Regions from separate parts of the Mus musculus genome. Here region 2 is linked to region 1. The links are chromatin contacts, found by POLR2A ChIA-PET in ENCODE. All regions are on one chromosome and are shown on one strand. Each heading gives the region's core, a stretch centred on a gene start or an enhancer-like site at or near the end of the contact. The rest is flanking DNA. Distances are from core to core; before and after follow the strand shown.

What was found. ChIA-PET counts read pairs that join two places held with the same protein, here RNA polymerase II (POLR2A).
Region 2: POLR2A ChIA-PET joins it to region 1 with 20 read pairs in Patski. The contact joins the promoter of Ddr1 here to the enhancer-like site in region 1. POLR2A ChIA-PET finds 5 or more read pairs at or near these places in 2 of 5 experiments (Patski and embryonic stem cell).

What each region holds. Positions count from the first base shown.
Region 1 is chr17:35,811,596-35,815,167 of GRCm38, forward strand. No RefSeq gene overlaps it. Among named protein-coding and RNA genes, the nearest start is that of Ier3, 8.3 kb to the right of the region's middle. Within about 2 kb of position 1,846, at least 2 of the 3 ENCODE cell types and tissues checked have a DNase peak (open chromatin) inside an H3K27ac peak, as active enhancers do.
Region 2 is chr17:35,698,746-35,702,317 of GRCm38, forward strand. Ddr1 (discoidin domain receptor family, member 1) reads right to left here and starts at 1,845. Exons shown (of 18, transcript NM_001198833.1): 1 at 1,686-1,845. LOC115488883 (a small nuclear RNA gene) reads right to left here and starts at 564; the gene lies at 458-564.

The DNA of each region.
Region 1 (3,572 bases), core at 596-3,095:
GGGCTGGGTTCCTAGTGTCCCAGGTCTGCTCACAACCACTTGTCTCTTCAGTTCCAGGGACTCTAATACCCTCCTCTGACCTCTGTGCATCAGGCACATGGTATACATACAGGCATGCTCATATACACATAAGATAAAAATAAATGATAACAAAAGGGGCTGGAGAGATGGCTCAGCAGTTATGAGCACCGCTTGCCCTTGCAGAGGTTCTGAGTTCAATTCCCAGAACCCATATGGTGGTCCACAGCCATCTGTAACTCAAGTTCCAGAGGATCCAACAGCCTCTTCTAGCCTCCATGGGCACCAGGAGGTTATATTTGTGTGTGTGTGTGTTTGTGTGTGTGTGTGTGTGTGTGTGTGTATGTGTGTGTGTGTGTGTGTGTGTGTGCAAGGTACACTTACATGTCTATAGGCAAAACATTCATACACAGAAAAAAAACATTTAAAAATAATAAATCAGGGCTAGAAAGATGACTCAGCAATTAAGAGCTCTTGTTGCCCTACCGGAGGGCCGGGCACCCACATGATAGCTCATAACCATCCGTAACTCCAGAGGATCTAATGCATTCTTCTGCCTTGTTTGTTCCCTGGCTCCTTTGTTTATGCCTTAGGACTGACCATATGCTTTGTATGTACCTAGAATGATATAAAAGCAGTCTGGAAAAGAATAAACCCACTTCACCTTCAGCCCTGGCTGGAGTCATGTTCTAGTGTTGCCTTTTTGGTCTTTAATCCTCACTCACTCCCTCAAGACCATGTTGACTGACTGAACTGGCTTGGTCAGCCCGGGGAACCCCAGGCCCTGCCTACTTTGACTTTGCACGGTTATAGCTGTAGGCATCTTTATTCACCCATCAGGGATAACTTGGGGGGCAAGGTCACAGCATCACTTGGGTCTACTTGGAGATCCTCACGTTCCTGAGGGTCAACCAGGCCTTGGGGCCAGCGTTTAGCATGACAGTACAAACAAAAGAGCAAACCTCAATGCCTTAATGCTCCTTATCCTCTTCCACATCCAGAGGGCTGAGATTATAGGTTTGCACCACAGTGTCTATTTTTCCGCTGTGAGGGATCAGACCTCAGGCCTCAAGCATACTCAGCAAGCCCTCCAGCCACTAAGCCACATCTTCATCCTCACCTCACCTCATCAGTTCAAGAACTGAACCCAGGCCGTGCCGGTGAAAGTCCCAAGTGCCAGACTTTAGCACCAGGGGCACCTGGCTTTTGGAAGGTTCTTTGTGACCCAGCACCGCCCTCATTTCCTGAAAGTCCTTGGTTCTGAATACCAAATGCATTAGATAGGTTGGTCTCAGCTGAGATGCAGCAGCTCCAAAGGTGGCTCAGCTGCCCAGGAATGTGGGAGTCCCTGCTTTCTGAACTGGGGAATGTAGCTATACAACCACTCCTACATTCTGGGGGGCAGTAGCACTTGATCTATCCTCGATCTCCAGCAGACAGGAGCAACTCCAAATGAGAGCCATTCAGGGAAGGAGCTCAGTGGTGAGAAGAAACACGTGTCATCTCACATTCCCTTCGGTGCTGAGTGGGATTTCTAACTCCTTGATTGTCTGATGCGGGGGGAATGTCTGCAGTGGGCCAGAACTACTTAGGAGCCAGAATGACGGCAGCTTAAGGCCCAGACACTCTAGGGAATCTATGAGACAGTGGAGACAAAACCTGAAGGGAAAGCAAAGCTCTAGTCTGCCCGGTCCAGCTTCCTCTTTCATGAGGTCATGTCAAAGCCATACTGGGGAGGCAGAGTGCCAGGGACTGAGTGAGGTTGTTTTTTCCCTAACTTGGTTCTGAGTCACATGGCATCTCCTCTTCCCAGAATACCACCGCAGGGCTCACCCTTGGCAGCAGATCAAGCCAGTCCTAACACGCGATCCCTAATGGCATCTGGCCAGCCCTCAACTTGAGCATTCTAGCTGAGAGGCTTCTCTGGGAGGGGACATTCCCTCCCAACCTTTAAAGAAAAGGCCCTGTGGTACTGCTCTCGAGGGGGAGGGAGGCACAGCAGACTTTCGGGGACCTATAAAAAAACCCGCTTCTGAATCATGGGGCTTCAGAAGTGCAAGTCCAACGGAGGGCCTGTAATCTAAGGCCTTCAACTGTATAGATCAGTCATCGGTAAATACAGGGTACCACAAAAGGCATGACAAAGAGACACCTTTACCCACTCTACCTTTCCCCCGATTTGATCTTGTGTAAAAAGGGTGGGGTGGGCAGTGGTTCAGTTGGTAGAGTGCTCGTCTAGCATACAGGAAGTCCTCGGTTCAGTCATACCCTCCAGTTGCTAACACTGAAGTAATGACTGGAGCTGCAGGCCGACTCCCATATGATCAAGGTAGAGTGCTTGCCTAGCACACAGAGGCCCTGTGTTCAGTGTCTAGTACCCAGTAAATTGCGACTAATCCCAGCAGTTCAAGGTCCTTCTCAGCTACTTAGAGAGTTCAAGGCCATGGTGAGTTTCATGAGTCTGCCTCTCTCTCTAGAGACAGAGGTCTCTCTGTCTCACTCTCTGTCTCTCTGTCTCTGTGTGTGTGTGTGTGTGTGTGTGTGTGTGTGTGTGTGTGTGTAGGCATTCATGCCACAGTCTGTGAATGGAAATCAGAGGACAGCTTGTGGGAGTTGGCCTTCTCCTCCTGCTGTGTGGATCCTGGGCATAGAGCTTAAGGTATTTTAGGCTCTTTAGGCTTGATGGCAGGCATCTTTGCCACAAGAGCCATCTCAACAGCCAGAGACATTATCTAAAACAAACAAACAAACAAACAAACAAAAAACAGGCAGTGCCTTTAATCCTAACACTTGGGAGGCAGAGGCAGGCGGATTTCTGAGTTCGAGGCCAGCCTGGACTACAAAGTGAGTTCCAGGACAGCCAGGGCTACACAGATACACAGAAAAACCCTGTCTCAAAAAACCAAAAAAAAAAAAAAAAAAAAAAAAAAAAGAAAGAAAGAAAAATGAAAAAAGTTCTAGACCTTGGAAAATTGGAAACAGCGTCCTACAAGATGAACAAGTCAGCCTTCATAGAATTACAATCTGGCAAGAAGGAAACCGAAGCCAAAGAGAAGCCCTATTCTCTGCTTCCTGAAATCTAGTCTAGGAAGCCTGCGTTGGTGCAGCTGGACAAAGCTGGGCTGAGCCAGACCGAGCTGCATTACAGGGCAGGTAGACCTGTTACTGCTGCAGCTTGTCCAGCTGCTCCAGGCACATTTGCCCTGCTTTTGCGTCATAGGAAAATTGCCAGAAGCTGGTGGAAGCTAAACAATCGACTTCAGGGGTCATTGATTAACTGCCTAAGACATACCTCCGTGTTCTACTCCTATCAATGGAGGCCTCTGGCTAGATTTGTTCCAGCTAAACCGTGTGTCAGCCAAGAGCAAGGGTGAGTGTGTAAAATTCACTTGCATTGGCCAAAGAGGAAGTAGGAACACAGAAATCTCTCCTTTCTCCATGATGAACAAAGAACTGCAAAAGCTGCCTGAGAGAGCCCGGGAAGGAAATGGAAAAGAAACTGCAGATTGCAGCTCCTGTAATCTTACTGTTAGGGGCCTGCTCTCCTGCTGGGA
Region 2 (3,572 bases), core at 595-3,094, 110 kb before region 1:
CCTGTTTAGATTCAAAGAATGGAGTTCAGTTTTGCACCAAGACGTTCATATCCTGGAAAGGCTGTTTCAACTCACTTCAGCACCTTGAGCCCCACCCCCACCCCCGTTTTCTGCAAAAAGAGAGATAAATAGTCTACATGAGAGACTCTACAGTCTCCAGGATTTTGTTGTTGTTCCTGGACCCTGCATTCTTCCCTGGGGTCTTTTTAATTTTTATTTATTTATTTATTTGTTGTTGTTTTTTTCGAGATAGGGTTTCTCTGTATAGCCCTGGCTGTCCTGGAACTCACTTTGTAGACCACACTGGCCTTGAACTCAGAAATCCGCCTGCCTCTGCCTCCCAAGTGCTGGGATTAAAGGCGTGCACCACCACGCCTGTCTAATTTTATTAAGTATTACCTGGACCTCAAGTAGCTTTAAAGACAACTCCTCCATTAAATTCCATCTTCCATCATTTAAAAATTAAGGACCGTTCATGAATTTCCGTGTCATGCTTGTATAGGGGCCGCATTAGTCTTCTCTGTATCTTTCCAATTTTAGTATATGTGTTGCCGAAGCCAGCACCACTCCACACAGATCTTGACATCTTCTGTGTGTGCGTTTGATTTCTTTGTGTTGCTTTGGGGCGGGGAGAAGGACTGGTTAGTTGCTTGGGTTTTGTTGTCTCACTGTGTAGCCCTGGCTAGCCTGGAACTCAGAGAGATTCTCCTGCCTCTGCCACTCGAGTGCTGGAACTAAAGACCTGTACTCCTAACAGCAAGATAGTTGGTTGGGGTTTTTGTTTGTTTGTTTTGTTTTGTTTGAGACAAGGTCTCAAGTTCAACTACGATGCCAAGGAAGGCTGACCTTCAGTTCTTTATCACCAGAGGCTAATTACAGGTGTGTGCCACAAACCCCGAGGTAATCTATAAAGTCAGATCTCACCATTTAGCGAATACTAAACGGCAGACACAAGCTCCTATAATCAGAAGACAAAGTGAGCCACACGCAGGCCCTGAGGTACAGGATCCTCAGAGAACGGAGCCACCCACCCCCAAACATCCAGAGTGACTGAGCCAGAGGGAAGCCAAGAGCAGGCAGGAACAGGTGGGACTCAGGTGGGAAGAACAGCAAGAAAAACAAGGACCATCTCTCCCTGTTCTCAAGCATTCTACTGTGTGTGACCTGTCCCTACAGTGAGTGCCACACGAGTCTGGACACACCTCCATCCTTCTCAGCCACTCAGTTGTAGGCCAGCCGGGCGGTGGCTGGGAGAGGGGGTGCTGAAAAGAATTGCCTGGCCAGAAAGGGAGCCTGGGAGCGTTGCTCATTGGGCGGTGACCTCGTCTCTTGGCACAACCCGGCAACCACGGAGCGTGGCTGGTCTGGTAGGTTGGGCGTCAGGCTGGCTCCCTCTGGCCTGGGCAGCTTAACCGAGCATGTCCGTAAGCATGGCACCGGAGGTTGAGGGGTAGGCACCGATAGGATGACTCAGTGGGCTACATATGCGCGCACCTGTCCTCTTGGAGTTAGGTTCTCCCCTCACCCAAGAAAAGAGAGGTCCTCGCTCTCTTTTCGGAATAGTTTCTCGGAAAGTCAGGACCCTCTGCTTTGGATGGAGAGTCAAAATCCCGGGGCAGCAAACATAACTGGGGTTCCCCAACCCGCTCCCCTTGCCTCTTGCTCGTCCCCGCCTCAGTCCCTACCTCTCATGGCTCTCCGGGGCGGACCCGGGCGTCAGGCCCCGGCTTGGGGCCTCCTCGGCGGCGGGGCGCGGGAGGGGAGCGCAGGCGCCGGCGGGGCTCGGGTGTCGGGAGGCGGCTCCCGCGAGCAGCTGTCGGGGGCCTGTTCCGGGGAGAGGAGCCAGCGCGGGGCCGGATCGCGCCCAGGCGCCGCCTCCCCGCGCCCGTCCCCCGCCGGTACTCCCGCCCCGGCGCCCGCGCTCCCACGCCCGGCGCCGCCCCTCGCTCCTCTCCTAGTGCGGTACCCGCCCTGCAAGTGCTCCCCAGCGCGTAGCCTCCACTAGGTGATCCGCACGCCCATCCCCCGCCACCCCGATGCTGGGGTACAGCAGCACCATCAGGGGCCCGCTAAGCCCCCTAGGGACCCCGCGCGGTGGCTCGGGGGTGGGGAGAGTTGGCGCCGTCCCTCCTCCCCTTTTTCTGGGCTCGGTTCCTGGAGAGAGGGAGAGAAGCACGGAGAAGCGGCCCCAGGGCACGCAGGAAGGAACGGGTTCCCACAGGCCCAGCACCGGAGCGAGAGCTGCAGCCCGGCTGGGGGAAGGGAGCCGGGCTCACCTGTCTAGCCAGACCCTCTAGGTTCACACTCCACCCCATTTGTCACCATTTGGCACACACCCCTCCTCCGGATCCCAACCTAAATCACTCCCCCCATCCCCGCGCGCCCCAAGTCTGAGAGCCGGTCACACTCTTTTAGTCTCAACTTTTTTCTGTTCCCTTCTTCCAGAACCTCTCCCCAGCTTGGCAGCTCCCTCCTGTCTTCTCAGGATCCCTGAGATTCAAACCCCCAAGCTCCGGATCCCCCTGGGATCCCTGCTTCATCCAGGCTAACTCTGCAGTCTTTCTCAGGCAAGCCTCCCTCAGTCCCAGTCAGTCAGCTCGGTCCCTGGTGGAAGCCGCAGAGTCTGGCTTCTGGCAAGGAGAAGGGCAAAATGGAGCCAAGACGAGGTGGGGGTGGGGGAGGAAGATAGATAGGCGCCCTGAAAAATAAAGACACTGCCCAAAGCACAGGAACGCATGACCCAGGGATACAAGGAGACAATGAACGGAGAGAGCTGCTGAGCCATGGACCGGAGAGATAGAGGCAGGGAGGACAACAGAGCTAGTGTGGGAGTGTGGGAGGTGTTCCGTCCCATTCAGCACCACCTGTCATTCCTACCTCTCTCCAACGCCACCCCCCCCCCCATACCTGCCAAGTCCCCGGATAATGTCAGGTCACAGTAAAGTCTCCGGTCTCACCACCCGGTTACAAACACATCCCAACTGACTCAAAACTCACACCCAAAAAGCATTTCCAAAGAGTCTCAAGAAAGACACGAAGTCCAAACAAACCAAGACAAGTACACACAAAAAACCTACCAGGAAGATAAGCTGCCCCTAGGGAGAAGCCAAGGCAGGCTGGGTCTCCAGTTTACAAACCCAGGGACGTTCCAGCTGCTGAAGGACCTGCTAATGGCTCCCATGGCCACTGGGAGAACTGCCTACGACCTTTTCACCTAGACCTTAGGGGACACCCACCCCGACTCCCCAAATCACCTACCCCTCTGCAGACAGCGATTGGAAATCTGGGTCCTGCAGAGACTGGGCGGGGTGTGGAGCTTGGCTGGGGGTGGGGCCAAGGTTTCCCAGTAACCTCACCTGCGCTGGCGGCAGCCCCTCCTCCCAGGAGGGCCGCTCTGGGGAAGCCCGGGACAGGACTAGCAATGCTTCAGCCCCTCACGCCCGTGACTCACACTGCCCAGTGAAGGGCCCATGGGAGGTAGAATCTTGAAGCCTTGGCCCCTTTATCACTCTCCCAGGAAAAATTCCTAGTCGGTGATGCCCACCTCGCTCCAGACCAGGGCCGGAGGAGTA